Linked DNA regions of Mus musculus: regions 1, 3, 4, 5, 6 and 7 are each linked to region 2. A link is a loop called in an ENCODE intact Hi-C map of the cell type or tissue named here. Cell type or tissue: heart. All regions are shown on one strand. Each heading gives the region's core, and the rest is flanking DNA. Links, peaks and the distances in the headings are about the cores only.

Region 1 (4,309 bases), core at 248-4,247, 940 kb after region 2:
CCACTGTCAGGCAACACTGTCAGGCAGTGATTCTCTGGGCTTGGATATTAATGCTCACATTCACTGGCTTCTGAGCTAAACCCCCCATCCCAGATCCTTAAAAAGAGAAGATGATTTTCCAGGGAAAGGAGTGTGTGTGTGTGTGTGTGTGTGTGTGTGTGTGTGTGTGTGTGTGTGTGTATGTGTGTGTGTGTGTGTGTGTGTGAGCTTATTTATGCTGCTCTTATCCAGAACAGGGCTGATAGGAAAGTCACTGGACAAGGGTCTGCCTGGCAGGATGCTGCCTGCCTTCCTTCTAGAAAGCAGGCTACTTAGATAAGGTGCAGTAGTGGCAGAAGTCGCCTTGAACACTTGGCAAGTGTGTTCATTTAGAAGGAAATAATACAAAGAGAAGGGCAGAATATTCTGTCTGCCTCCTCCCTCCAGCCACGGGGAAGGTAGATAATTAGACTTCATTTACAATCCAGAGCTTTCAAAAATAAGACCTGTGTTGGTTATTTATTTATTTATTTTTAAAGATCTTTTAACTTTGAAGTTCTGGAGATTGGGGCGGGAAGCTGCCTTGTGTGAAATGTGCCTGGCCTATTGTACTTGGGGGAGTCGGAAAAAAAAAAAAAAAAAAAAAAAAAAAACGGGGACAATAATAGCCCTTCACGGAGGAGACGGGATTGTGTTCAACACACCATTTATCTCCTTTTGGACACAAAAGCATATGTGCAAATATGTCCATTTATACATTCTTCTTCTGGGGGCCTGTGACTCTTCCAAGTCATTATTCATATTAATTAATGTGTGTTTGGTTTATAAACTGCTGGGCTTAAGAACTCAAGTTGAAATGTTCTAGGAAAGTCAATACCCCAGCACTGCCTGTGACAGGGTAGGGGTGAGGGGTGGGGGTGGAGCTAATGGGCTGGATCCAGCCTTCCAATAGGGTGACAGGAGCTTTACACATCTGGGACAAGGCAAAAGGCCCTGTGAAGGGCCTTATATTTGCTGTCTGGAGACCGGCATCCATTCTTCCACCCTCCTGGATCCACAGAGAGCTTCTCAGGATAAACTGGGTCATAGTTCATAAATTCTGAGTGTCCAAGGAAGGGGGGAAAATGATAGTATTACTGAAACACAGTCCACACAATTCTGTTTTCTGGAATGGCCCAGCTCTCTGGGCCTGTTAAAGGCAGTTCATCAGCAAAGCACTTTGCATTAGAGCCAGGAAAGGGAGCTGGGTAAAGAGGCATGAAAAAAAAAATACCAGAAGATGTTTGTGAATACTTTCCAAAAATTCCAGGAAGACATATGCGTTTCAAGACATGGATCTCGCTAATAAACATTAGGTCATAAAATAATTCAGTGTACATGTGTGGGTTTTAGAGAACACTCTCTGAAAGAATTTTTCTGGAAAAAAATAAAAGCAACCTTGCTGTTCACTGTTTTAAAACTCCCTCCCCCCCCCCCCAAAGAGCTATTTCCAAATACAACCTAGAGATACATTTTATTTCAGTTTCCCACAGATGTGTCTCTCCACACCTGCTATTCTGGTTATTTATTAACCATGTCTAGTTTTGTAGTTTCTAGCTTTTACATCTTTAAAGTCATTAAAACTCAACAAGAGAATTAATCACAAAAGAAATCTATCAAATACCGGTGCCAAGCACTTTTTTCCCCTCCCTGACTGACATCTTTAAAATGTATTTTAAGGTTATTTATTTCATCACACCCAGGGAATAAAAAAATAATAACTTGCAAGCCTCCAAGTTCAGAGAAAGCATAAAAATGTGATTTACTATTTATTATACAGTTAGGCACATGCACATTATACATTGCATGTTAATCTCCAGCGAGCTAAGTTTAACAAACTTGACAACACTACCGCTTGCTAGTGCGGAGAAAGAGTTGACATCTGTTTGCGTCCAGATAGGATTCCTTCTGTGTATTTTCTGGTAAACGGATAGAAGACCGGCTGTTTAAATGGGCAGCCGAACCACAGTGCCCCCTGGTGGAGAAACAGTAAATGCGTGCACTTCTCACAAGATTTTAGAGACACCTAATTGTTACAGTGTGAAAAAAAGTTTCAAAGAAAGAAAAAAAAAAGCAGATAGGAAGAGTTCAGTCCATGCGTGTTTTAATAGATGGAGAGTAAAGAGTTGCATTAAATTCTTCAAAATCACCTTGATCAGACATGGTGTTTGACAACGAAGAATTAAACATGCATGTACCCAGAAGAGTTGGTATTTGGAGTCGAATTGAGAGTCGCATTTGCAGTCAAACAGAGAGTCGCAGAGTATATGTATTTTAAAACTAAATTTATCCCAGTGGATCATCGGGCAGATACACACAGGTGGACTTACTTTCTGAATGCACTATGAAAACGCAAGAGAGCAGATCCCAGATTTTACCAGGGACCAAAGGACTCCATCTTCCCATCATGCCCTTAGCAAGCGCCTCCGATAAGCAGCTTACAGGGAATTTCCTCGGGTCAGACATAAATAGACAGTCTCAGGTTCCCTTAATCCGGGCGCACATCGCTTGCAAGTTAGGCCTCATAAATCTCAAACCCAGTCGAAGCGCACGAAACGAAATGTTCTTAGAAGGCGCAGATACATTAAATGAGAGCTTCGGCACCATGGACTCATTAATCACGCAAACAATACTGACGGCCTCGCGCTGATCTTAAAGGAGCCCCTCCTTTTCTCTGGAAACACCCTCCCTTCACCTCTGGCCACCTTGGGAAGGAGAGAAGAAGTCGGGAATGGATGAGCGCCCCTCGCTCCTTCATTGACGGAGAAGCAACATCGGTAATGGTTCAAGGTCGCTCGCACCTCAGTTGTGGAGTGAAAAGAGCCACAGTTTCCAGCGTTGCTAATCACGTTTTGCTTCCGATGTAAAGTATTTCAAGATATCTGTCAGATGGAGATGATACTGACAAGGTGAAAGTTCACGGGGGCGGAGGTAAACATGCTCACCAGGTGATGAACGGACAAACAGGACATGGATGCATCCCTACCATCGAATAGCATTCAAAAATAAAATAAAACAAAACAAAATAAAATAAAATAAAATAAAATGGTATTAGTAGAAGCTGTTAACAAGAAAAATTTGAAATCAGGATACCAAGTGAATGAAAACACACAGAACACCATGGACACTATAACTCCATTTTTCCGAGGTGCCCACAGCAGGCAAGTCCTTACAGACAGGAAGGAAATTAACCACTGCCTAGGGCCGTGTGTGTGTGTGTGTGTGTGTGTGTGTGTGTGTGTGTGGTGTGATTGAGGTGTCTAAGGATGCAGGATGATTTTTAGAGCTAATTAGATGTTCTGAGGTTGTAGATGTACTAAAGCAACTGGATCACACACACCTTACATGGATGGCTTACATGGCAAAAGTGTTCTGTATCCATTCAGCTGGTAAGATAAAGGAGGCCATGGAAGGCTAGGGGCGGATGGCTCTGCAAAGTTCCAGGGCAAGTCACATTTCCCTGATTAAAGGAGGAGAACAAAAAAAAAATGAACTAACCAAATCACAAGAGTAAACAAATAAACACCAAGACGAAGCGGGGTGCAGTGCTGGTCTCTGGAGACCTGGGTTCAGCAGGGCCCTGGATTTACTTTTCCAAAGGGTTCTCACTCAGCTTTCCTTCTTTCAGATCGGCAGCTAGTGATGAAAATTCTGATTAAAGCGGGTTTCACCCTGACTGCTTTCCTCTCCTGCTCCCCAGCTCCCTGGAGATCCGGATGCAATTATCCTGGAGCATCGCTGCTCTATAAGAAGTCCCCAGGTGACTCTGATGTCCAGCTGAACCTGAGGACCACTGTTGGGGGGGGGGGGGTTGTGAGCCAGCCTAACACCTAGAATACGGTCAGAAGGCAAAGCTGGCTGAGATCAGCAGCCGGCTTCCTAGTTCTCAGAGAATATCTCCTCCTCATCCCTTTAGGTTACGCTGAAGGTATGGCCGAGTTTTCACTGGTTGTCTGTGGGCCACTGTGGAAGGCAGGATGTCGTCAGTGAAATTTACCAAAACCTGCAATGAAATTTACCAAAACCCCCATAGTGTTTCCACTGACAGAGATATCAGAACCAAGTGCCTGCCTTCTTACCACACACAGGTATCATTCCAAAAACACCTTTGATTTTGTTTTCAACTGTGTGTGTGTGTGTGTGTGTGTGTGTGTGTGTGTGTGTGTATACACGCACACACATACACATCCTTGTATATGTTCAAGGAAGTCATTCTTGTTCAGACCTAGAGTTTTATGTGAATTAAATGGGGTCTTCAACCAGTGCCATGTAGGAATCTCCTTTTCCTACT
Region 2 (4,309 bases), core at 62-4,061:
CTAGGAACTGAGCATGTCTTATCACTCAAGCCCTCTCCAGAACTCTGCCTCAGATCAATGGAGTCGGGTTCCTACTGAAATTTAGTGGACACCGGTTAGCTCGGCACCGTTAAATCAGCTTGCACATAAACAAAGCCCTCAGAAGCTTCCAGCTACATCCTGTTCACTTCAGAGTCTGTATGACTGATTTAAACGTGATACATTTGAGCAGTAGTAACTCAAGATCAGGGAGAGGAAAAAAAAAAAACATATTCCTTTTAGCTCCCAATCTTTGCAACTTAGACACAAAGGGCCTTCTACACCTTCAGCTTTACATGAAGCTACATATATATCAACCTGAAGTTATGGTTGTGTTTTCTGACGCTTTTTTGAGCCTTCTTACACGGCCAGCCCAGGGCTCTCCTTCCCATCCAAGCCGTTTTATAAATATTCATTGCTTGCAGGAACTTTAATGTTACCGGGTTGAACTGGTCAATAATGACAAGCGCATGGTTTCTAAATCACTGCATAGAGCTGGCTGAGGAAGCTGAAGTCTATCTGAGAGCCGGGGTTCCGATTTGTATTTGGATTAGGTTGGCTTGGCTAAAAGCGAAACAAACAGTGTAAGCAAAGAAGTCGCAAGCACTGTGGCCTGCTGTAATTGTGGGGAATCGCAAACCTGAATGGTGCTAAATTAAAATGAGTGCTTGCAATTGTTATCAAAGAAACGCTGCTAACAGCAAACTGTAAATGTTTAGACACCTCCTGCGCATCACTAAACAATGCAGTAAGGGGGGCAAACGATGGGACCTAAGTGCTAAGCCTGAAAGCACTCCAGCTTTCTTTAGAAAATATTTCTGACCTCCTCTCTCTTTTTCCTTCCAACAAAAGTGGGAGGTTGTAAAAGTCTCTGAAAAAAAGAGGAAAAAAAATGCTACGGCTAACAATAGCAAGAATGAAAAATAAACTGGGGGAAAAATGTGTAGCTAATGATAGTTAACTAGCCACACATGGCCCCTGAGTGTCCAGAAAGAGTACATATTTGCGATAATTGGTTGGGTGGCCATGGAGCTATAGGGCATGCTCTCCATCAGCAGCAATTTTTGTTTATGAGATGGTGCCTATTTATAAATATAGCCATCTCCATGTTTCTGGCCCAAAACATACATTTTTTTTGAAAGGCAGGGAGTATACTTTATAGTGTTTAACAAAACCTTCATGTCTAAAAATTATCATAAAAGTGAATGGTTTCTAAAGACACATGTTCATATACGCAAAAACATAAGCTTTAGGCATCTGTGGTTAATAATTTTTAGAAAGACCTAGAAAACCATGGCTAACCAGCAGGACATTTGTGTGATCTTAAACACTGCCTTCCCCTTCGAATGTACACTAGAATCCCTTAACTTCACTGCAAGGTAAAATCTAGTTTAAACGGAGGAAAACGAAGAGAGAAGTCTCTTAGGTCACCTCAGTATTGACATAGTCTTCACTCTTTCTTCCCCAATCTGGATCTAAACATAGCTCATGCTACCGTAACCAAACATTCCTATAAAGCCCAAGTCACCCTTATAAAGAGCTCTGCAGTTAACAGTGCAAGAAGAATGGCGTGTCTAGAAAAAGACCAGCAGGCCCTTTAGAACGAGGATGTCTCTACACGTCTCCCAGGGTGTCTACCAAAAGGGGTGCCAGAGTTTGTGGATGAGAAATGAACACTGGTCTAATCTGGTGTCCCGAGGCAGGCAGTGACACCTAAGGCCTCTTTCTAAACAGCCAAGAATGCTAGGGGCGGGTTTGAGACCACACTTAGGTGCAATGTTCACGAAGCTGGCTTAATATATGACTTAAGTGTCCGAAGTCAGGATTTTCTGAGAATTACCTTTCAGATAAACAATTTTAAGCCACAGCAGTAACTTTGCTTAGGAAAGATGTCTCCTCTATCACTGGATTCCAAGGAACTTTTTAACTCAATCGTTATTGCCACAAATCGGGTTGGAAAGCCTTGCCAGCCCTTTGAAAGAGCCTGGGTCCTTGTTACATGACATCAACAGGCACAGGTCTCTCAGCCAGAATAACATTCTCTGAAGACTGTCTGTGGACCTCTTCCCAAGCCACGAAAGGAAGCCTGAGAGAAAAAAAATTTCAGCACCTGCTCGCAGTGTCTGGAGGCCCTTCCCTGCAAGGTTGGCTTCCCCCACTGTGATCCAACTAGCTTTCTTGTGCCTCTTGCCTCTTTCCACACTAGGAAATCAGCGTCTCAAACCAGAATGAGATCAATTTTCAACTAAGCTTTGCCGAAAGGTGGCGCTGTTGAGGTAAAAACCAACTCTATCCAACAATAGTTTTTACTCGGGATTCTTTTGCAGTCTTTTTGATTCTTTTTTTTGGGGGGGGGGCGGGGGACACCCTCATAGATACCCCCAATATGGTTAAAACAAATACAATCAACACCAGATGCATTTCATTATTCGAAGGAGTCAAGAGTCCCAATTTCCAAGCAGGTGAGAACAGTCTTGCAAATGTAAGGTGGTTTCAGACAACCCTGCTTTCCCAGATTCAGCCTCCACTCTTCTGACTTGCCTATCGCTTTAAAATCTTAGAAACGAGTTGTTAGTTTCTTTTCTTTTTTTTTCTATGCCCACCCCCCCCCAATATTTTTGCATAGCTTTGGAAGAATCAATCAGTGTAGAAAACTGAACCGGTTATTAGCATTTGCAACGGGAGGGGGGCAACCTTACCCCACCCCCAATCTGGGTTTCCGGACTTGTCCGGAGGTGGGGGAAAATATTGGTTTAAAATTTAACCCTTGGAGAGGAGCCGGGAGGGCTCTGGGGTACTGCCCCCGCTTCCCCCCCCCCCCCCGCCCTTCACCACCAAGTTCTAAATACCAAATAATTAAGCGAGGTGGGAGTGCAAAGACGCTCCGGACCCTGATAAACAGGGTTCAGATTTCATAATGGTGAGAATGGTATGGTCAGGGTGTATGGGGGGGGGCATCTCAAGCAGGATTCAGGTTTCATAAATGGAAAAGGTGGTGGATTGTAGAGGGGAGAGAAGAGAAACGGCGGGGGGGGGGAGAGAGAGAGAGAGAGAGAGAGAGAGAGAGAGAGAAGAGAGAAGAGAGAAGAGAGGAGAGAGGAGAGAGGAGAGAGGAGAGAGGAGAAAATGAATATGAATATTTCTCAAAAGCCAAACTCCATTCTAGAGTCCTGAGGCTGAGGGTTGAGCCGGGATGATCAGGCTCAGGCTTAAAGTGTCCCAGAACAACTTGCTGGCACCATCATTCTGTCTGTCCCTCCAAGGACAGAAGATGCTAGGGGGCAGCTAGTCCCTATATACTTTAAGCCCCCTGCTTTTTCAAGAGTTATACTGGTTTTCTTCTCCGCGTGAAATCAAAAAAAAAAAAAAAAGTGCAGGCGCACTGCTCACTGATCCCCGCGCGCATTCTGGGTCCCCGCACCCTTGGCGCCCCCATCTGATCACCTCACTTGCAGAGAGGGACAAAGAGTTCAGTCAAGTTGGGCCCCTGGAGCGTCAGATTCAAGGAAGGAAAGCACTCGGCTACCCCCATCAACAGCCACGAAAGATGCAGAGGATGGATCAAAGATCGAAAACTGCAAGACAAATAAATGCACGTTGTCAGGGTGCGGGACCGGCAGGGGACAGGGGAGTTCTGGCGGATCTCTGCAGCATGAGAGCTGCGGTTCAGCCGGGCAGGCCTCTCTCGAACTCCGAGGAAAGCAAACCATCCTCCCGGGTCCTACCGGATTCCAGCCGCCCTTTTAGTAAACTCTGTCCCCTGGTGCACTAAACTTCGCACCGGCCGGTGGTGGGGGGTGTTGCTCCCTGGCTGCGCCCCAGTAGCAGCGCCGCAAGGGTTAAGCAAACCTGTCCCAGCTGACAGTCAGCTGATTGGGCTGTGATTGACAGCTCCGAAAAGTTTCCTTGTTTCTATACTATTATGCTAATCGCTGCCGCTCTCGCCGCCTCCCATTGGCGGAGAGTGCCAGTCAATTTCCCATTTGAGCCTGACGTCACGGGTGCTATAAAACTCAGCAATTGCTTTAAACTCTTCTCGCTGGGATCAGAGGCTTTAAAATCTCTTTTCATCTTGGAGCTGTAGCTCGGGCTGCTCGTCCGCTCGGCCTCTCCCCCCAACCCTTTTGCTCTCGGCTTTGCCTTGGCCCAGGACTTGCAATTTTGCTTTAAAAAAATAATAAGAAAGAAAAAAAGAAAAGAAAAGAAAAACCAAAACCAAAAGAAAAAAAGTGGGGGAAGAAAGAACTTAACTCCCCCCTCCCTTGCCTCCAGCCGGCCTGCACCTCGGTCT
Region 3 (4,309 bases), core at 131-4,130, 730 kb before region 2:
CAGCCTCTGCTTTATTAACTACTGAACCAAAGTCAGAGTTCTCTAGCCTCAGCCCTCACAGGGCAGTCATAGCTACCCTAAGGGATCATGAACTCCAGAGTTCTGTGGACTGTGAAGTGCTTGGCCAGGTAAAGCTTCGCCACGTTGACACCAGCTGTCACCTCTGCTTTCAGAAGTCCTCCTCACGAATCCTTCATGCTGCAGGAAGGAGGCAACCACTCTCAGATATGGAAGAAAGCCGACCCCAGCATGCATCACTTTGATGTATAGAGGCTGTTTTGATTGGCCAGCTCTACCTGGACAGAAATCCTGGGTGTGCAGAAGAAGCTTTTCAGTCATGTCTCCTTTGGTGTCTGACAGCACCAAGCGGCAGAGTAGGCAGGTAAGGGCAGCCACTCTCTAATATTATAGTCCCTGTGTCTGCTTGTGGCATGAGACTCCACAGCCTTTGACAGTGGCTTCTGTTAGTGCTCAGCCTGAGATCTGAGGCACTTGGCCCTGAAGACTTGACAGGTCTCCAGAGCCTTCTGATGATGAGGGCTTGCGGGTCTTTCTTTCTGGCTCCTCACTGACTAACCCCTGCTCTGTTCTCTCCTGGTCCGTTTGTGCATTCCTTCCCTCTCTCCTGGCAACTCTCACACTGCCCAACAGTTTCTTCAGTTGTTACTGCCTGCTCTGGAAGGGCTCAGGCAACCCACCTCTGTCTGACTAGCACACACAGGGGGCCATCCAGGATCTGGGCACTGGCTACCCCCTGGGCCCCTCAGCTGCAAGTATCACATCCTATAAAAACAGGACCCTGGCAGGTATATGGCACTCCCTGGTAGGATCAGTGATAGTCAGTATGGCATGGTGCATTCAAGCCCATCTTCCATAGTGTGTGTGTGTGTGTGTATGTGTGTGTGTGCGCACACTCTAGACCATACCTAAAACTAATTAGCTTCCAAAATGCATCACGCTAATGACGTCACCCTAAGGTTTAGCCAGGGCTCCATGATACGATTAGCAACGATTAGCAATAGCTCTTCCAGGTTGGTTACCTCGTGTGAGTGCAGGTGTCTTCAGAGGCCAGAGACATGAGATCCCCCCTGGAACTGGAGTTATGGATGATTGTGAACCATGCAAAGTGGGTGCTGGGAACTGAATTTGCATCCTCTACAAGAACGGTATGTATTCCCAACCTGTGAGACAGCTTTCCAGTCTAAAGTACATGTGTTGTAAGAGGCATGCCATGTGTGTCCAGTGCAAATGGACCATCTTATAAAAAAAGCAGACTGGAGGCATCATTCAGAGCGTGAGGCTGGGGTAGGCAGCCTTCTGCACCTGGCTCCAGGCCTTCTGTGTGGAAGGGACCCAGCCCAGGGTAGGTGCATTCGTTTCTGGGGACTCAGCTTGGTCATCTGCAAGGTGCAGACAATAACATTTTATTTCCCTTTATTTCTATAGGGGATTGCCGCGAGGGCTCATCTGAAGTGATCATTCAGCGATCTATTATTACTGTGTTAATTAGTTAATTACTAACTGTTCATTAATGCATGCATAATGACAGGCAAATATCAGCTGCTTTTGTTCATTTTTTAAAAATGATTTTTAGTTAGCAAGCAAGATGATGAATTTTGTCATGATAGTTTCTCTGAGTGAATGCATGGGTATACAAGTGTTCGAGTACACATAAATGTATGTGCATGTATGTGTGTGTATGTGCACGTATGTGCATGTATGTGCATGTACAAGTGGAGGCCAGAAGTCAGCCTTCAGAGTCATTCCTCAGGAGGCCAACCATCTTGGGGTTTGAGCTAGTCTCTCTAACTTGTCCTGGAACTGCTCGATGCAGCTTGGCTGACAGCTAGTGAGCCCCGGGAATCTCCACATCCCCAGTGCTAGGATTATAAGCATGTGCCACCATGTTCGAGCTCTGGGCTTTGAACTCAGGTCCTCATGCTCATGTGGCAAGCACTTTGCTGACTGAGCCATCTCTCCAGCCCAAGGGTAAGGCCTTCCTACACTGTGTCTACCCACTCACCTACCATTATCCTCTCTTGATCTCTTATTTGGCTTTTGCTGTTACCAACAACAACACAGCAGAAGGTTTTCTTTTCCCTTCTCTGGGTCTTGAAATCTCCATTGTGTTCCCATGGACACCAAAAGGACCTTCAGTGTGAATTCAAGGGCAGGCGCATCATGCAAAGTAAGCAATGCTCTGCCCTTTCCAGGATGACCCACACTTAGGACGACCTTATTCTCAGTGCTACGTTGCTGTCCACCAGCTGCAGACCAGGCAGGAGGGAACAGGGAAAGTCTTTCCCTCCCCTTTGGCCCTTTCCATATAGCGTTCAGCCCACCTTCCTTTCCTAAGCTCTTTAAACTTCTTTTGGCTAAGTTAACTTTGTGCCCCCAGGAGACAATGGGCCAGGAGAGTGGCGTATCTCTCCTGGGGCCACCAGGTGGCGATGTTTCCTTTGTCATGATCCAACATGTACCAACTCTTCCTGGTTTCAGCGTCCAGCATCCTTCTGTCAGGCAGCTTTCTCTACTCAGGCAGAGGGCTTTGGCAGTTCACAGAGTCCCCATCTTTAGGATGTGAGTGGAATATCACCAGTTTCTCTGCAGTCGTCCAACACCCGTGTAGACATAGAGAATGCATCGAGAATTGGCCCAGGGAAAGGGTCTCTTGTCACTTCTAGATGAACAAGCTGTCATTTGCTGGTAGTGCCAGGGTGATTTTGGAGAGTGATGTCCCTGTGTCCACGCAGGACTCTAACAACTAGGGTGTGAGATCCACCTGGCTTCCATGTCTCTCATCTTGCTTCCTTATCTAAAGTCCCCTGGAGTGAATAGAATAGAATTTAGAATAGAACTGCACACCCCCTCCCCGTGGTATATGTGATATGGAGAATTTGAGGGATGCCTTTGAGTTTGACAGAACCATTTTCAGTTGTTGGTGAGCTTGACTTAGGGACCTGGGATCCTGGAAAACCCAACAGCCTCCAAAGCCACCCTGAACCAGTGACTTCAGGTTCTTGTCTTGCGAGTTATAAGAAATTCATAGATCATGGAAGGTGAGTTTTAGAGAAAAGTTTACTATGTATTTCATAAGAGAACAGAAGAGAGAGGAAGCATGAGCTTGTGTGTATGTGTGTGTGTGTGTGTGTGTGTGTGTGTGTGTGTGAGAGAGAGAGAGAGAGAGAGAGAGAGAGAGAGAGCCCACAGTGTCTATACAGCAGGATTGTGTCTCTGGGGATGGAATGCCATGGAGGTGCTCAGCCAGAACTTGGACAGGGCATGATGGTGGATAAACTCAGTTCAGCCGGCCCAACTGAGGAATGTCCAGCTAGGTGACCTGAGTTTTAGTGATGTCAGCAGATACAGCTTCCAGGTAAGAGAGAGAGATGACAGGGAACCCGAAGCCCAAATTCTTTTCCTGATGTTCCTGGTCTCCAGAAAAGACCTTCTCAGGGCCATGGTTCTGGAGCCCTGCCCTCCTGACCTGTTCCTAGCCCTTGCTTCCATCAGTATTTAAGGCACAAAGAGAACTGGCAGAAATGCAATGAGCAAAGCCACCTGGTTCAGTACCAAAAAAATGATGTTGGTAGCATCCAAACGCAACCTCCCCTAAAGGCACGTTTTCCTAAAACTCAGCCTAATATTGAACAAGAGCAACATCATTCCTCAGTAACAACCCATGTCTCAGTGCCTTCTTGGGAGACCAGGCTATTCTCTTCCTGAGCTAGCCTTTTCTTCTCTCTCCCACTGCCTAGACCCCTAGACATATCTGCTCAGATGTTACCTGCCATTCATCAGAAAGTCAGCAAGGGAATCAACAAGGCATCAGTATGGTGGGCTTGATACCTGGCACTGCCATTTATTTGCTGTGTAATCTGGATGGTTATTTAATCGTTCAGGCCCCAACTTGCCTCATCTATAAAATGGGAACACCCAATGTATACATTGATTTGCTATGATATATAAATGAGATATTGTATGTTAGGTACCTGAATCAATGTCTGATGTAATCAAAGGGGAACCTTCATTACAAGAGAGAACAAGGGACTAAGCAGCTAGCCTTGAAGAAGGAAGAGAGTAGAGATCTGAATGGTACCCTTGAACTGGGTATGAGAATAGTAGAGATAGGTATCATTCAGAGTATAGCAACGATGATGAACTTGGTGAGGACACAAGACCCCAGTGGTGATGCTGGGCTGCTAATTCTTCAGTGTGACCCTACAATGGAAAGACGTGCTAGTCTCAAGGTGTGGATGGGTGTGCAGTACTAACAGGTGTGTGTCTTTCTCTCTGCTTTCCCCCACCA
Region 4 (4,309 bases), core at 214-4,213, 550 kb after region 2:
TAGGGCTAAATATAAAACTAAAGCACACACAGCTGGACTTTCAAGTAGTTTCAAAGCACATTTAATACCTTCCCGCGAAACTTCCAAAATCCAAGCCGTCCCCGCTTTGCTGCCGTATAAACAGAAGTCGGGCAGACCTAACATAATGTATGGGATTCAAAAGGATATTTAAGAGGGGTGGGGAACACACAGGCTGAGGGCCCACAGCCATCAGAATGCTGACCCATGTTCACCGGCCCATGCTGTCCTTTGCTGGGTGGGTTATAATAGAAACCAGTAAAGCTAAGTAGAGGTGGGGGGGGGGGTGGGGGAGGGCAGAGTGCCGAGGAGGGCTGCCTTTAACCGCAGTTTTGTCTGCCCCTGAGTACTTTTCAGCACCATTCCTACACCCCTGGGCCAATGGAAAATGAGAAAGAGTCAAAGCCGGACTGGCAGACATGAATGGATTCTCTGTTAACCCCGGGAATTCTTCTTGAAGGAGAATCCAGGATTCTGGTTTATGATTTTTGTGTTGCCAGACACTTTAATTGATTTGTTAATGAGCCCCAAAGTCTCAAGACTTCTGTGAGCGAAAGGCAGTTTGGAGTGAACGCTATGTTACAGTTGAGGTAGTAGGTACTGTTCAAACAGCTCTTGCTTTGAAGGCGTGGTCCCAAAATAATACTCAGAGGTGGAGCTTCGGAAAATAATTGGATCATTAACGGCTCTGGCTGGCTTAATCATCAGGCTAATTCACTGATCGATTCATACTTTGACAACTTTATGGGGAAGCAAAAGAGACTAGAAGATTAGACCTACTTGGGCTAGGCAGATACTAGGGAGCATGGCTTTGAAGGTCACACCCTGACTCTGACCCCTGTCCCAGCGCCATCCCCCGTCTTGCTGCTTCCTGACCTCCATGAAGTGAGCAGCCCTGACCCTGAGGTGGCAGCTAGAAGCTAGCTGAGTCACCCTGGGTTAGCACTGGGACCCGGTCAAACAAAATCAGGGTCCTTATCTCTTAGAAGGATCTGCTATGGGGACAAAGAGGATGCAGACCACAGACACCCAGATGGCTTACAAAATGCAGCTACAAGTTCTTCAATAGTCTTCCCACCAGGAAGTAGAGCCTTATGTCCCCCTGCATTGAATCCCAGTGTGCCAGGGATGGTAAACTCACTATAAGGTCTCCTCATATGGTGAGAGGAAGTGGCTTCCTGTGATGTCCAAGGTCAGTCGGAGAAGACCTTGCCATGGCAGCTATGAGGTGTACGCCCTACAAGATCCAACCTCTCTAAGACCACCACGCTAAAGAAGCCAGAGGCGGAGCCCCCCACTTAGCCACTCATGCAGTAAGAAAGGTAATTATGGGCTAGCCCACCCACCAATCACCCCGTGACCTTTGCCCCATAGCCAACAGATTGAGAGACAAAGCAATCCCTACCCCCCCCCCCAAAAAATTGAGCCAGAAAATGATGGGATTTAATAAAAACAAAAACAAAAAAATGCATTGGTTGTTGTCTACTAGTAGCACGTGGGGCGCTTTGTAACTCGGGAACAGATAAATGACAGGGGCCAGACTCCAGGGATGTCGAGATAAAATGAAACCATATACACTACATTCCCAGTACACAGCGGGCTCTCGGCAGCGGCGGATGTCAGATCACGTCCCATTCCTGGTGACAATAGACTTGATTGCCTTTCAGTTTCACTGCCTATTTTTATACTGTGCGACGCTAAATCGTAAATTACAAGCAGCTTAGCAGCCTCTGATTCCTACCCAGCACTCTGGGTTTTATTGGGCTCTCAAAGTTAGAGAAAGGCGCACATGGAAATTGGAGCGGCTCCTCTGCTCTCCTCTAGGGGCTCTGGAAGGAGGTTCTTCAGCCGGAAACTCCTAGCTTCTGACCGTGCTTCGTGCCCCCCCACCCCCACCCCTCAACTTCCACTCCCCGGTGGCAGGCACACCACGGTGAACAGGGGGCTTTCTGCCGGGAAGTTTGCAAGCGTTTTTTCTGAGCAGTATTGGTTTTCTTTTTTCTAGCCGGCGTAGATTTGTGAGCTGCAATGTGTTCCTGCAGGAAGGAGGCAAGCAGCCTCCCTTGGCAAGTCTCACCATGAAGTTATTTCTCGGATCCGCATCTAGAATTGGTTGTATAACTTGGTGATTGCCAGAAAGCATTTGGGAGCCAGATGGGTCTTGGCATGAACCCTGGCTCTTTTCCTTCCAGATGGAGAGAACTTGGGGGCAGATTTTTGTTAAAAAAAAAAAAACAAAACAAAACAAAAGGAAAAAAACCTCAGTTTACACTTTTGAGAAATGGGACTAATCATAGTGCCCTCTGGTAGTGCATTTGGGAAGCCTCAACTAGGTAAATACTCGAGGCCCTGCTCGAAGTCGGAGCTCACAGTCATTTTTCTGCTAACAGGAATCCTCATCGCTGGAGGCTACCCCGGCGAAAGTTGTTGGACTTGGCTCAGAAAAGCATAAGACGCCTGTGAGATTAGAAATTCGGATACAGAACGAACAGCATGCTGGTGTATACTAGACACTCCGGAAGCCCGGTGGCCTGCTACCGAACGCATTTGCTGCTACTTCTCGTAAAGCACGCCCCCCCCCGTTTTCCTGAGACCCCCCCTCTGCGGGATAGATGATGGCCATTGGTATTTACAATGAAGAGCAATCATTCAGCGTCTGGATGGAGGGCTCACCCAAGAGCTGCTAAACAGAAAGCTCTCATCTCTGTTTTCTCATCTTTAATACAAACTCCCATCCTCCATCTCCCTTCCTCCAGCCTCCAGCCTAATTCTGAACACCCCCACCCCCACCCCCACCCCCGGTAATGAACATTAGCTGGGAGGATGCTCTGGAAAAGCCGAGCTGGAAAAAGTTTCTCTGGAGCCCCACTGCCGCAGTCATTACATAACCAGCTCCCTCCAGCAGCAGCCTGAGGTTCGCTGTGGAGATGCTTCCATTTGTAGCCTCTCCAAGTTCCTCTGGTGCAGCGGCCCCCTCCTTCCAAGTCCCTTCCCCTCCTCTCTCTTCATGCCTGAGGTCTGGCTCCACTGGAAGCCACCCCCCCCACACACACACACACGCCACTCGCTCATTTTTTTCCACATAATATACTGCAGTTTATTACATAAGTGATTTATTGCATGCGTCTTAATGTATAAGGGGCAAAAAGTTGTTTAAAATAAATCCAACTGAGAGGATAATCTCTGTGGGCAAAATGTACTTGGACTTAATTTCTCTACTGGGTATTATACACTATATAATTGCCTTAAACAGAAGCTGCACACACAAATTTAGCTTGGCACCGATATCTGGCTACACGGAACACTCAAGTTACACGCTGGGTTTTTCTACAAATCCTTTGCTCCCCCGGAAGAAAACTCAACAGCATCCCTTAAAGAAATATTCAGCCTGACTCTCCCGCTGAGATTGGGAGGGGGAGGGTAGAAGAGCAGCCCATTGTATCCTGGATGGAAGGGGTGGGAGGCCTTTGTCTTGAGAGAGAGGGCAAGGCTGCCAGCTTGTCACTGGGCAGATCTGGTTCCTGGAATTCTGTAGCCCCCTCACTGGCCCTGGACATGGGATATGCACTTAATTAAAGTTGATGGTGGCTTGCCCTTCTTTCTCCTACAGATTAATTAATTAATGTATTCATTGACTCCCTCATGCATTTATTCATTCTACAAATACTCTCTGAGCTGCTCTTGAGCCCTTGGGCGGTGGTGGGTCCTGGGAATAGGAGAGTGAGCCACACACTGTTCCTGCCCACACCTAATGAGGAGACAGGCCGTACGTAATTAAGCTGTCCTACCACACACCTTAAGTGTGACAGGACAGGCTGTTGCGAGAAGAATGGGTACGTGGTGCTCTGAGGGCCTGTAGAAGACAGAGAAAAGTTTCAAGGGAATGGCTTGAGCGGGTGTTAGTTAGCCTTTGCTGCCGTAAGGAATACACCCAAATTTAGATGCTCAAGGCAACTCTGCTCTTTATGATCGAAGTGGTCAGGAGTCCAAATGTATCCTTAAATCCATGTATCTGGGAATCAGGCTCCTGATAGAAGGCATAGGAGAGAATCTGGTTCACGGCCTCTTTTGGCTTCTAGAAGTTACTGGCCTTTCTTAGCACATGCCCCTCCCTCCATCTGCAGAGCTGATGAGGTCCAGTCTAATCCTTTGCCTGTGCAATTCCCTGTGATTCAACAGCATCTCTCTTCCCCACTGTAGGAAACTGGTGAGAAAATCTGGCCCACCAGGCCATTGAGAATCATCTCCCACGCTGAAGGTCGGCAGGTGAGCGACCTTCGTTTCTTCTGTC
Region 5 (4,309 bases), core at 166-4,165, 430 kb before region 2:
ACTGTTGCAAGTTGTAATGTAAATATTTGATATGCAGGATATCTGAGACTTGAACCCAGGCTGGCACTTTTGGCCCACAGGTTGAAAGCCATTGATCTAAAGGCAACTACATTAGTTAGTTTCCTGGTGCTGTGATAAAAGCAACCCGGCAAAGCAACTTAAAGGAGAAAGGGTTTACTTTTGGCTTACAGTTCCAGGGGATACAGTTCATCAGGGTGGGTCACATGGCATCAGGCAGGGATGGCACAGTGGCAGTAGCCAGAAGCTGGCTGGTCACATTTCATATACACTCAGGAACAGAGAGAGAAAACTAGCAGGTCCCAGTGACTGACTTCCCATAGTGACTGTGCCTCCTAACGGTTCTATAACCTTCTCAATTGGCTTTACTACCTGGAACCAACTGTTCAAATATGTTAGCCTTTCGGGACACTTCACATTCAAACCAACAACATTCCTAAGTGCTAGGGGTGAACATGCAATCCTGGCCCATCTAGTTCTAAAACCCAGGTGTGTGACCAATAGATGCCTTCTATCATGGGATATTCTATAAGGAACCGGTACTATGAAATCTTCCATATTTCATCTTACTGAGCTCCATCATATGCAGTGAGAGAATCAGAGCTTGATAAGTTATTTCAGTGTGTGTGTGTGTGTGTGTGTATGTACATGTATCCTCTTGTCTATGTGCATGCATACACCTACATAGGCAAGCAGAGGCCAGAGAAGAGCCTCTATCATTCTTTACCTTATTCCTTTGTTCCTAATAAGATCTCTCACTGAATCTAGAGCTCAGCTAGGTCAGCAAAGCCCCTGTCCCCAGCAACACTGGGGTTGTAGGTGTATGTGGTGCCACACTTTGGTTCTTCATTTATGTCTTGGGACCTGAACTCAAGACCTCCTGATGGCCCTGAAATCACTCTCACACTTTGAGTCATCTCTCCAGCCCCATGATTTCCATGTTTTTTTTCTTTTGGGATGAGAACACAGTGTAAAATTGCTGTGCTAAGTAATGGAGATGCCAGCAAACAGGGATGTACATCAAGGATCGTAGTGAAAAGCTTGCTCCGGGGATTCTGTGGCATGATACGTGGTAACCACATTTTAGGTCCTGGTCAGGTGCTGAGTCCTCTGTACTCTGTGGCAGGCACTGAAGGAACCTTGTCTTCTGATACAAGGGTATCCCTGCTGTGTACCCTCTGGCTGATGACTGACTTTTTGCTAATCCTTATTTGATTACAAAAATGCCAAGGACGAATTCAGTGGTTTGCAACATGTCTCTTGTCCCCAGTTATATGATCTTGCCCCTCTCCCCCCATTTATGAGAAGTGTGGTTCATAACAGTGCCAGAAGGAGTGCATCATAGGAAGTAGACTTCAGGGCACAGGAACACGATGTCCAATGGATGGTTCCATGTGTATGTTGCCCACTGACAGGTGGAGGTGGTAGGAGTGACCTGAGGGGAGAGATGGCAGGACATGGTTTAGTTTCCCTTGGAGGCATGACTGGCTGTGTGGGAGGTTTTCTTTCAAGGTTTTCATCCATAGGCGGATGCTTCAGATGGGTCCACTTTGGGATGCTAGGTTGACTCTCTTGCGCATGTGGTCACTCTTTTCTTTGTTTTTTTAACCCTACTTCAATAAATTAACTCCAATGGTACCCACAGAGAGTGTGGGATGTCTCTTATGGAGAGAGAGAGAGACAGAGAGACAGAGAGATATATAGGAGGAAAGACAGGAAGAAGAAAGAGGGGAGAGGGGAGACAGAAAGAGAGATAGAGAATCCCTAATCATCTGATAGGCTATCACAAGTAGACTCCTTTTTCTCTAGCTTGCAAAATCTATCCAGGGCTTTAGCCTTATTTCATGCATGGTCAGCAAAAAAATCTATACAGTGGAGAGCAACCTGCTTTCCCCTTTTTGACTGGAGGGGGCTCAGGAGACCCTGCAGGAAGCCCAGGGTCCAGCCCGGAGCTCTGGAGGAAACACATATTGCCAGCATTCAACAGGCGGCGCTCTTTGCCTAGGTGTCAGAAGCCAAGTCCTGATGCCTGCCTACTGCAGCTGAGTAAGCCGGATGCTCATCTGAAAACGAAAGGTTGCTCCCTTCCCTGGAGTGGGGGCTGACTCATCCTGCTCCTGCACACTGTTTGGAGCCCTGTAGGTTCTACCCTGAGAAACCAGCAAAGGTGAGCCCTTGGCCTTAATCTCTGGAGGCACCCCAAGTTCCTCAGTCAGCCTCAGATGGGGAGTCCAGGCCCTCCCGCAGGGCTCTCCTGCTAGGGGGCTGTCTTGAAAACAAGAGCTAGAGAAATTTCTGGGAACCTGGGTGAACACTCCAACGGAGAGGAGAATAATGAATATTTCATGGAGGTGGCTGGAGTTATTAAACAACATTACACGCGGAGCGTGTTGGCAGGGATCTGAGCCACATTTACATGAGTAAAAATAGTGAGAAAAGAGACCCAGAGCTGGGGCAGTGTAAAGGAAATCCCAGCAGAGCTCGGATGGAAGCAGCTTTCAGCCCCTCCAGGTTCAGGTGAAGGCCTCACTCTGTACCCTCTGACCCCATCTCCAGGAACGTTCCATTCCACAGTCAGGGTGTGGATAAGTAAGAGCTGAGAGCTGACAAAGTCCCTAGGGACTTTGATTCTCACACTGCACAGTATGTGTGTGTGTGCGTGTGTGCATGTGTGTGTGTGTGTGTGTGTGTGTGTGTGTGTGTTTATGTCTGTGTGTGGAGCAGGGTGTGTGTATATGAGTGGCATGTGTGTGTGTTTGTGGTGTGTGTAGTGTGCATATGTATGTGTGTGTTTGTGGTGTGTATAATATGTATATGTTTGTGGAGTGTGTGTGATGTGGGATGTGTGTATGTGTATGAGTGGTATGTGTGCTTGCGGTGTGTGTATTGTGTGTGTGTATGTGTGTTTGTGGTGTGTATGGTATGTGTGTTTATGTGTGTGTTTGTGGGGTGTGTGTGTGGTGTGTGTATGTGTGTGAGTAGTGTGTGTGTTTGTGGTGTATGTGTTGTGTGTGTGTATGTGTGTGTTTGTGGTGTGTGTAGTATGTGTGTGTTTGTGGTATGTATGTGTATCTGTGTGTGTGTCTGTGAGTGTATAGGCCCTTAGGTAACACTTTCCTTGTCTTAGGGAACCTTGAGGGTTAGAAGGGGCTTAGAATCAGGCCTACCTCAGGGATCTGTCCTGGAGTCTCAGATGTCTGAGTCAGAGGGAGTCAACACTGCAGGAAGACTGTATGCTTTGGACTAGAGTGAGGTGGCTACACTGGGGCTCTATGACCCCTGAGGCCACCCGTAGCTGAGCTATTCCCAGACCTTGTCTCTGATGGACAAGAAGAATCAAAGGCCTCTTTGTTTATCCTCTGCCCCAAGCTCTGAGAATTTTGTCCCTGCCTCTTGACCTTCCCTCTTGTAGTACGTACTCACAAGAGGCATGGAAGAGGGAACTCTTGGAAGAAAGCAAAGATGTAGGGAACTAGAATCAGAGAAAGCCTGGACCATCTTTGAGCCCCTGGGTGAGCAGCTTAATTACACTGGGCCTCTGTTCTCTTGCATCCTGTGAACACTAATCGAAGGGATGTCTGTTAAGTGGCAGGCACCATGACCCATGTCTGGTATGCAGTCTGTGCTCAGTGAATATTTGAATCTTCTTTTCTTTCCACTCTCCCAACCTGCCCAGTGCCATGATTCTTTTACAAGGTCGATTCTTCTTGGAAAGAAGGGGGAGAGAGAAGGAGAAACTGTGACCAGTGAGTCCAAGACTGAGCTATGTGTATGTTGCCTGTTCTCTCTCTCTCTCTCTCTCTCTCTCTCTTTCTCTCTCTCTCTCTCTCTCTCTCTCTCTCTCTCTCTCTCTCTCTCTCTCTCTCTCTCTCTCTCTCTCTCTCTCTCTCTCTCTGTACCTTGAACTCCTCTTATATCATTCCTGTGGTGCTATCAGCTTCTTAATTACTCAAATGACCCTCTGCAACCAAGAATGTGGAGAGGCAGACATTGTGTCTGTTGGGCTCACTGTGAAATCCCAGCTACTAAAATAAGCTCAGTAAGTCTCCATGGATGGATTCATGGATGGATGGATGGATGGATGGATGGATGGATAGATGGGTATGAGCCATTGGTTGAGTGGAAGAATGGATGGATGAGTGGATGGATGGATAGATGGATGGATGGATGGATGGATGGATGGATGGATGGATGGATGGGTAGATGGCCATATTGAGAGATGGATAGACTGAAGGTTGGTAGAAGGCTGACTGGATGGATATACACATGGATAGATAGATAGATTGATGGA
Region 6 (4,309 bases), core at 70-4,069, 780 kb after region 2:
GCCCATCTCTCCAGTCCAACAAGTATCACTGGTACCCAGCACAGCCCCGAACCTGACAGAACCTCAGTTCCTTTCAACCATGACTCTGGGGAAGGACACCCCTGGGTATGACACCAAGGGACTCTGCGGTGGATGGTACTCAAAAGGCAAACCTCCCAGCTGTCAGTCACCGCTTGAGAAGAGCAAGCTTGCCTGCGTTCTTATTCTTGCATGTTCTCAGAAGTGGAGATTATTATCTAAGGTGGGTTTTTATCTGGAGGTTCCAGGTACTTCCAATTCCAAGATTTTTATGTGGTCAGAGCAATGCCCCAAGAAATATCAGCTTGTGAATCCTGGCCTAGCCTTACCTGGACTACCTGTCTAATCTCCCTGAACCCTAGTTTACAAGAGCAACCGGGTATCTCAGCAAGATTATGGAAGCTATACCTCCTTAGCCTCTCCCTCCATCAGCTTACGGACACCAAGAGGAGGATGCTGACCTTTTCTTAATGTAAGTCAGAGCTCTAATAAGGTCCTAGACGACTCCAGGTGACCCTGGCCCGACTCTGTGCCTGCCTGAACTTCTTTCTTCCTCAGTAGTTATAAAAGGCGGATGGCGGGCTCTGGGGGGGGGGGGGATGGAGGGGGGGATGGAGGGGGGGGATGGAGGGGGGGATGGAGGGGGAGAGGCTGGAGAAGACCAGCTGCAGGTGGTCCTGAGTATCCAGGCCCTTACTGTTGAGTGGCTCCGTGATGGGCCAGATGGGAGAGCTGAGGCATAGACTTTGCCGAAACAAGCCGGGCGTGGTGGCGCACACCTTTAATCCCAGCACTCGGGAGGCAGAGGCAGGTGGATCTCTTGAGTTCCGAGTTCGAGGCCAGCCTGGTCTACAAAGTGAGTTCCAGGACAGCCAGGGCAATACAGAGAAACACTGTCTCGAAAAAAAAAAAAAAAAAAAAAAAAAACCCAAGACTTTTGCCGAAACAGCAAACACTCAGGAGTTGCTCAAAGAGCCCTTGAGGATGTCTGTTCCCTGGACAGGGTGAGGAGGGTGGTAATGGTGGTGGTGGTGGTGGTGGGTTGTTTGTTTCCACCGGTATTCCTAGGGATTTACACAAGTGCCATGGTTCCTACTTTAGGCTTCTTCCAAGTAGGCAAATGAAATGTTAAGGGAGAGAAGTAAAAAAAGCTTCAAACGGGAGAATTAGAACCCAAGGAAACTCTAACATGTATTTTGGGCACACACATGGTATGTATGTGTGAGTACCCCCCCCCCCACACACACACACAAATGTATTTTAGTACCAGGTGTGGTATGGTGGTGCATGCCTTTAGTCCCAGCCCTTAGGAGGTGGGTCTCTGTGGGTTCTAGACCAGCCTGGTCTATAGAGGAAGTTCCAGGACAGCACCAGAATTACATAGTGAGAACCTGTCTCAAAAACAACAACAAGCTGAAACCAACCAACCAAGCAACCAACAAAAACAAAACAAAATGCAAGCAAACAAACAAAAAAACTCTGTATTTGGGGGTCTGCAAAATGGCTCAGCAGTAACAGTGATTTCTGCCAAGCATGAAGACCTGCGTTCCAACTCCCCGAAGCTACTTAAACCCAAGCGTCTGAGTCAGTAATCCTAACACTGTAGGGGACGGAGACAGGAGAATCCCTGTGGCCCACTGTCACATGCTGCTGAAGACAGCCCATCACAGGGAACAAGGTAGAGAGATATCTTCTGCTAGATTCATGCTGGTTCAAACACCTCCCTCATACAACACCCCACACACACACACACACACACACACACACACCACAGTGTATTTTATAGAAGAACTAACTGTGCTAACAAGACAAGCAAGCTTACTTTAAAAAAAAAATGTATTCCTATATATAAACATTGATTAGGTTTATGGTCAAAGTAAATAAATACCACAGTTTGAGGGGCAGTGTTCCTTCATCAGGATGCACTATTGCCACCTGGTGGTGACATACCAGAATTGCAAGAATAGGGCCTTGTTCTCAAACTTGATGCACCTAACAGTAACACACCGGGGCCAGTGTTTGTGGCATTATGCAAAATTCTTACAAGGAAGGAGCTGGAGTAAATTACACAAATAAATATTCATGTGTTTTGCATGGATGATCCCAGACAATATCACTCCCTTTTCTCTTATTTTAAGTGTTTGAAACTCTCCCAAGAAGTGGTAAGCTACACAGTACCAGTGCCTCTCAGGTTACAAATTCATATGGAGTGGAGTCGTCTGATTGACAGATGATGATAAACTACGGAGGAACAGCAACAGACAGAGCTTGGGATGCAGCTCATCTGCATAGCCACACCCACCATTTTCCCAAACCCTCTCAAAAGAAATCCAGTTGACTCTTCTAAGCTTTGGGAGTTTTTGTTTGTTTTGTTTGTTTGTTTGTTTGTTTGTTTGTGTTTTTGTCCATATAGAGCACGTTTGTCAGCTAGGGCCAGAAGCAATGGTGGTTATAAAGTAATGGGCAGGACCATGTCTAATAAATGTAAATACGCATTGAGAAGCACACAGAGATGAAACCCCACATACAGTTTTAGAGGCCGGCCAACTGAATGTGAATACCTCTTTGCAAAATCCAAGCACCCAGAGTTTGAATGTCCAAGAGAAATCACAGGCTTTTCTCTAACACGGAGAACCACTGCTGTGTTGAAGGGAATAAGGGACTCCATCAGCTGACTCGCCAGCTTGCAAAAGTGACCTCAGAATCCACGCTGTGTTTCTAAGTCACAGGAGAATGAACTGGAAGAATACCGGCCAGTCTGGGGGAGGGGAGGACTTTCCACTTAAAAAGAAGAAGAAGAAGAAAAAGACAAAAACAAAACAAAACGGCGGGGCAGGTTGAGTTTTAGAGGAAGAAGAGGCCATTTAAAAGCCAAATAAAAGAAGCGGGTGCAGGCTGCAAAAGAAGGCACACAATGTCAACGCTCTGAACTCGCTCAGGCTTGGTTTATTTTCCGAGTTAATGCACTCGTGGTTGAGCCTGAAAGAGAAAAGTCAATGGGGAGAAAATAAACAGAGCGTTTGCAGAGCTTGCCCTGCAGCCCCTCGGACTGTCTGCTTACCATTACCCCGTTTTAACATGTCATAATCGCTCTCACGGGCGAAGACACCCTTCCTGCAGCAGCGGACCAAGAATGCATGACTAATTTTAACCACTTGTGCGCATCTCCCAATGGATGGAAACCTCACATGGCTTCTATGGATTAGAAGTTCTGAGAGTGGCGACAGATACTAAGGAGTTGGGCTGCTCCTCTCGCATCGGCCCATGGGTCTCCAATGAGTTGCTGAGGGACCCCCCAGAACCTGTCAGCCTTTGCAGGTGCTGCATACATCCTGAGTCATGGTTACAGAAGGTCAAGCCGGGACGGGAGCAACGGCCCGGCAGTTAAGAGCACTGTACTGCTCTTTGAGAAAACTCATGGTTGGCTCCCGACACCCAGTGAAGTAGCTCACAACTGCCTGTACGTCATTTCCAAGAGATCTCTTCTGGTCTCTTCAGGTACTGCACTCAGGGGCACATACACGTAAAATCAAGGATAGGAAAGTGCAGACTCACGAGAGAGAGAGAGAGAGAGAGAGAGAGAGAGAGATGGGTGGTCAGCTAGCATTTAACCATCACAGAGGGTTACAACAGAGAGAGATGGGGCTGTGACGAGTTGCCCTGTGTGGTACCCACTGACTCCAGGTTCAGATCATCCGATGCAAAGGAGGGAAATGATGGGTCCAAGATAGACAGACATAGAGGCTCAAAGAGGTCAGCTAATTGCCCCCAAAGAAACAGCTGCCTGTGCTTCAACATAAATACACAAGCCTCAGACTGCTCCTTCCTACCATAGGCTGAAAGGCATCTTGCGAGTTGAGACCGGTGGCTGGTAACTTCAGGACCAAGTTCACCATTGGATGCCCTGTGTCACGTGATGTTCATACTACAGCACTGGCTGTCCCCTTTGCCACCAAAGCATCCACCAGTAAGTGGCTCAAATGGTAAATGACTGTACCACATTTTTTTTTAAGTTAAGAAAAAAAAGAAAAGAAAAAAAGAAAAAAGAAAACAAAACCCTCCTCGCCTCTCTCTCTCTCTCTCTCTTTTGGTTTTTTGAGACAGGGTTTCTCTGTGTAGCCCTGACTGTCCTGGAACTGACTCTGTACACCAGGCTGGCCTCGAACTCAGAAATCCACCACTGCCCGGCCTATTTTGTAGCTCTCTTTTGTGACAGACTCTCAGCTCCCATTTTGTTAGTGATCATTGCAGAAGGGGCTGGGGTGAAGCAGAAGTTCTGGAGGCAACAATG
Region 7 (4,309 bases), core at 65-4,064, 1.2 Mb after region 2:
TCACTCTACAGGGGACAGTACTCTCCCTGGAAAGCTTTAACTTGAATCAACATGGTGAGTAGCCCAGTGAATGATGAGATAAATATATTCACCAGTGTAACAGAAATGCAATATCGGCTTCCCTTTTCTTCAATTCCCATGTTTAAAATTTCAAATGGTTTTCCAAGGCCGGCTGCCAGGAATGTGGTCCACTCAAAGCTGGTGCCAGTATGAACACTACAACCCTGTTCCCTTCCGGCACACACCACGGCGACATTGAGCCTACAGAACCAGGCCTTTCTGAGGTTCACTGGGACATTCTAAACGTGATTTTAGACCTTCCAAGTACGTGTCTCACTCTGGTTCCAACATTTCCCATGAATCTCTATATTGGATAGAATGGGCCACACTGAACTAGAAAGAACAAATCAAGAGAGGGGCTGAGACGCTGCTCTTAGGGGGGGGAAGAAAAAATGGAGCAGCCAGGACCAAAAAAGGGAAGGGAAAGGGTTAGATTGTTTGACGGTTGGTTGGTTGGTTGGTTGGTTGATTGGTTGGTTGGTTGGTTGGTTGGTTGGTTGGTTTCAGGAAGCAAGGCCTCCCTCACTATGTTCAGCCCAGACTGGCATCAGACTCAATCCTCCTGCTTCTAACTCTCCCATGCACTGGGATTACAACACAGGCCAGTGGCCCTAAAGTGAAGCTGTGTAGGATTCCATGGGGTCTGCAGGCTTGTGGCTTACATGTATGTGTGCCCTGCAGGCTCGTGGCTCACGTGAGCTAAGGACACTAAAACTGCAGAATTAACTAAGCCAAAACGCAGGATTTAGGTTCAGACTCTGAAACCAAAAGACGCTGCAAATAGAAACACTTGGCCTATGCTCTGGAAAGCCAACAATTAGGTTATAGAGAAATACCAAGTTTCTGACCAATTAGAGATGATTTAAATTATAAGCTATAAAGAACAATGTAGACGTAGGGCCTCCGTTTGAGTAAGAAAAAAGACATAATTTTGAAAATATTTCATTTTATTCTGTGCATGTGAGTGTGCTGCCCATGAACGTGCAGGTGCATGCTGGAAGTCGCATCCCATCTCCTAGAACTGATGTGAGTCACCATGCAGGTGCTGGGAACTGAACTCGGGTCCTGTGTAACAGCAGCAAGTGTTCTTAACCACGGAACCATCTCTCCAGCCCCTTAATTCTTAACTCCAGCTTAAAACGAGCGATTTGGTCAATGATAAGGAGCTTGGGAATCCGCCCGCCCCCGAGTCTTCTTCCTTGAAACAGATTTATGAAAACTTTCTAAGTATCGACAGTATGATAGTTAACTTCACTCTTGCCATGGAAAATCGATGTTTATCCCTATTGGTCTATTAAATCTAACCAAATTAAGAAGACGTGGATCAGGTGTGGGAAATAGCTACAGGGCTATAAAACTGGGGCATGCAGGTACTCCAGGGACAGACAGCAAACATCTCAATGCAAACCAGTCCTGGCATAAATGAGGATAACAGTGGCCCAATGACAAGAATAAGGGCAGGCAATGCTTGCTACATTTGACTGTCTTCTGCGTTGCCATTTATTTTGAGACAGAGTCTCAAAGTATGACCCAAGCTGGCCTCTGACTTCCAATCCTCCTACTGTAGCCCCCCAAGTCCTAGGACTGTGGGTGTGTGTCCCCATTCCCAGCTTAGATTTGAGTTTATCCATGAGTATCACGAAAGGTTCAAACACTTCAGAGTTGATGCAGAGCTACTAAGCAATAAAAGCCACCACAGCTCCAGGCTCACACAACTTTTCCCATATGTCTAGAATGGAGAAGAGACTTATATCACACCTCAATGATACATCTGTTAATGGATGATTACCTTGTTGTGTTAATGGGCTGGCCCTCCCAAAAAAAATCAAGTTTAAAAATGCTAAAATGTCTACTTTTTAGATAACCTGAAATTGTGACTTATCTAAAAGAATAAAATACGAACTTTCACTCAGAGACACAATCTATCCTGATGTCTTCTCTGGGTCACCTGCTACCTCACCTAATAAAAGTAGCATCTGGGCTGATTGGATACTTTGGTCTCTGAGATGAACTTCTTCTGTCCCATGCCCTGTCTTCTTTCATAAAGGCTCCAAGAGATGGCATCCCAGCGTCCCTGACAGTGTCCTCCTGTTGCTTTGATAGGATTTCTCTGTGGCCAGAGCCAGGTGGCCTTTGATGACTGTCTCTTTGCCAGAGAGATGACCTACTGGCCACGCTGGTATGGTGTCCTAGCGACATCTTGTGGTGAAATAAAATATAGAGATGCCTAAGGTTCCACCCATTTGACTGTGCCAGGGTTTGTGTCAACCCAGGTGACTCCTCATTTGCCCTTGCTTTTGTTCAAAAGTACAAAAAGAGCACACATTTGGGTCCAGTGGGTAAACAAAGTTAACCACAGATTAAAGCCAATGACTCCACAGAGGAAAGCCACGACCTTGACTTCCACAACGGACACATTCAAAGTGAGCCAACAGTTCTAGGTTCCCCTGGCCACAACCATCCCAGTGACTGATGGGTGAAAAAGGTGGTAGACAGAATCGAGGCACAGACATACACATTGGCAGCAACACACGTGCCTCGGATCCCCAGGTAATACTGAGCTCGAATGACAGAATCCCAGCAAGTGCCGTGAAAGATTGTTAACATTCAACTAGGAATTCTGTCATCTTGAAGCGTCCAACTCACGAAAGCTAAATGTTGGGTGTGGGAGATGAAAACTGGTCAAGACTGAGCCTCCAACGGACTAAACAATTACTTAGCACTGTTAATTGGTCATTCGGCAGTGACTGCAAACAGATCAAAAGTAAGAGCAGGGAGGATGATGACAGGAAGGGACCTCAAACTAATAGAGGTGAATAGAAGAAGACATCTGACTAATATTACGTGTTCGCTGTTGGTCAGCGAGGTGGTAAAGGCACTGGTCACAGAAGCCCTGAGAACTGAGTTCAATCCTCAGAGTCCACAGCGGAAGGAGAAAAAGAACTACTAAGTTGTCCTGTGACCTACATAAACACACACACACACACACACACACACACACACAACACAACACACACACACACACGCAGACACGCAGACATGCACACACACATACACATGCACACATGCATAGAGACATAAGCACAGACACATCAAAATAACAATAATAACAATAATGATAATGACAATAATAATAATAATATCATTGCATCCAAAGTCATTTCTCTTTAAGCCTTCAGAAGGCAAATGTGCGTAGGCTGCAGGTCTGTCGCGTGTAAGGGACCCACCATCTGGGAGCAGCTCTCAACAGAGCACGCCTGCTGGTCAGTACAAACACCTCCCTTTTCCTTTGACACACTGCCACAACCTTTTGGTCCGTGTGCCCATTTGCAGAGACCACAGCGCAGCCAGGCGTGGCCTTCCTCCCCTACTCAGGTGTGACAATGAATGAGACTGGGTGCACACATCTGTTACCTGCTGTTGTCCACCAGAGTGGCGTAACAGCGAAACCTCAGCTACACGACAGCAAGTCACAAGATCCTGGTGCGGAGTACACTCCTTCTTCCTTTTAGCAGCTCCTAGGCAGAGCAAGGAGCTTTCATTAAGGTTAGTGCAGCTGATTCTGCTGCGTTGCCGAGAGTGGTCGGATTTTCCGACAGAAGGCCTATTATGTCAGAGATGGAGACTCAACGTTGTAGCCACCCTTCTCCTAGGTCACGGGAGGCAGCATGGTTTGCATGGTGCAAACTGAGTTATAATTTAAAGTCCAGCCTGGAGTGCAGAATTTGGACATCGTACCTCAGAAGGTTCACCTCTGAAGGCTCAGGAACCCACTCGTCCCATGGGTGAAGGAGACCTGAAGACAGCTTGCGAAGAGATCACCGCCAAATGGTCTGCATGGTCTTCCATTGCACAAGAACCCAAAATGCTGAGTTTTCTTTTGCTTTGCTCTATGTTGTGGGGGTTCTTTTTTTTTTTTTTCTTTTTTTCTTTCTATTACTGTGTATCTGTTCTTTCCATGCAGAACTAGCAGGGACTGTGATGGCAGGGGCACAGTCATTTGCTTTTTTGAAGACATGGGTGGAGAAAGGGGACAATATGTTACTATTTGACACAGGCTACGGAAGTTAATCAAATTATGAGACCCAGAGCATGGGATGTAATTCAAAGTGATGGACAGACAGGAAGAAACCCGTTAATCTGAACGACTAAGAGGGTTAATAATCACAACAAATGCACAGGCGAGACTGTTCCAGAAGAAGTGACTGAGGTTATGAACAAGGGGAGGAAGTGGGGGTGAAGGCGAACT

What was found. Peaks named below come from ENCODE experiments on the same cell type or tissue, not always from the same donor. Only the 100,000 strongest peaks of a DNase experiment are listed, where the experiment ranks them.
Region 1: it touches region 2 in a loop (14-fold over the local background); 20 of 42 quality-filtered maps call a loop at or near these places.
Region 3: a loop joins it to region 2, with 6 times the contacts of the local background. A loop is called at or near these places in 17 of 42 quality-filtered maps.
Region 4: it touches region 2 in a loop (3-fold over the local background); 10 of 42 quality-filtered maps call a loop at or near these places.
Region 5: a loop joins it to region 2, with 8 times the contacts of the local background. A loop is called at or near these places in 5 of 42 quality-filtered maps.
Region 6: it touches region 2 in a loop (10-fold over the local background); 8 of 42 quality-filtered maps call a loop at or near these places.
Region 7: it touches region 2 in a loop (13-fold over the local background); 18 of 42 quality-filtered maps call a loop at or near these places.

Annotation. Positions count from the first base shown.
Region 1 is chr8:114,769,252-114,773,560 of GRCm38, reverse strand. The region is part of intron 8 of Wwox (WW domain-containing oxidoreductase); the gene reads right to left. Among named protein-coding and RNA genes, the nearest start is that of Gm16118, 63 kb to the right of the region's middle. In heart, for the core only: no CTCF peak of the experiment used is centred there; a DNase peak (open chromatin) is centred at 1,960; H3K27ac peaks cover 235 bases.
Region 2 is chr8:115,707,578-115,711,886 of GRCm38, reverse strand. No RefSeq gene overlaps it. Among named protein-coding and RNA genes, the nearest start is that of Maf, 2.8 kb to the right of the region's middle. In heart, for the core only: a CTCF peak has its summit at 2,274 (motif pointing right); DNase peaks (open chromatin) are centred at 2,276 and 3,936; H3K4me3 peaks cover 1,781 bases; H3K27ac peaks cover 1,092 bases; H3K27me3 peaks cover 1,066 bases.
Region 3 is chr8:116,437,256-116,441,564 of GRCm38, reverse strand. No RefSeq gene overlaps it. Among named protein-coding and RNA genes, the nearest start is that of Dynlrb2, 66 kb to the left of the region's middle. In heart, for the core only: a CTCF peak has its summit at 2,425 (motif pointing right); a DNase peak (open chromatin) is centred at 2,524; H3K27me3 peaks cover 1,725 bases.
Region 4 is chr8:115,157,608-115,161,916 of GRCm38, reverse strand. The region is part of intron 8 of Wwox (WW domain-containing oxidoreductase); the gene reads right to left. Among named protein-coding and RNA genes, the nearest start is that of Gm39257, 200 kb to the right of the region's middle. In heart, for the core only: a CTCF peak has its summit at 1,829; DNase peaks (open chromatin) are centred at 1,646, 1,706, 2,456, 2,886 and 2 weaker places; H3K4me3 peaks cover 1,830 bases; H3K27ac peaks cover 1,929 bases.
Region 5 is chr8:116,142,154-116,146,462 of GRCm38, reverse strand. No RefSeq gene overlaps it. Among named protein-coding and RNA genes, the nearest start is that of Gm31225, 46 kb to the left of the region's middle. In heart, for the core only: a CTCF peak has its summit at 1,997; a DNase peak (open chromatin) is centred at 2,072; H3K27me3 peaks cover 405 bases.
Region 6 is chr8:114,931,098-114,935,406 of GRCm38, reverse strand. All of the region lies in intron 8 of Wwox (WW domain-containing oxidoreductase), which reads right to left. Among named protein-coding and RNA genes, the nearest start is that of Gm39257, 28 kb to the left of the region's middle. In heart, for the core only: a CTCF peak has its summit at 1,960 (motif pointing left); no DNase peak of the experiment used is centred there.
Region 7 is chr8:114,539,274-114,543,582 of GRCm38, reverse strand. The region is part of intron 5 of Wwox (WW domain-containing oxidoreductase); the gene reads right to left. Among named protein-coding and RNA genes, the nearest start is that of Gm16116, 55 kb to the left of the region's middle. In heart, for the core only: a CTCF peak has its summit at 2,259 (motif pointing left); no DNase peak of the experiment used is centred there; H3K27me3 peaks cover 823 bases.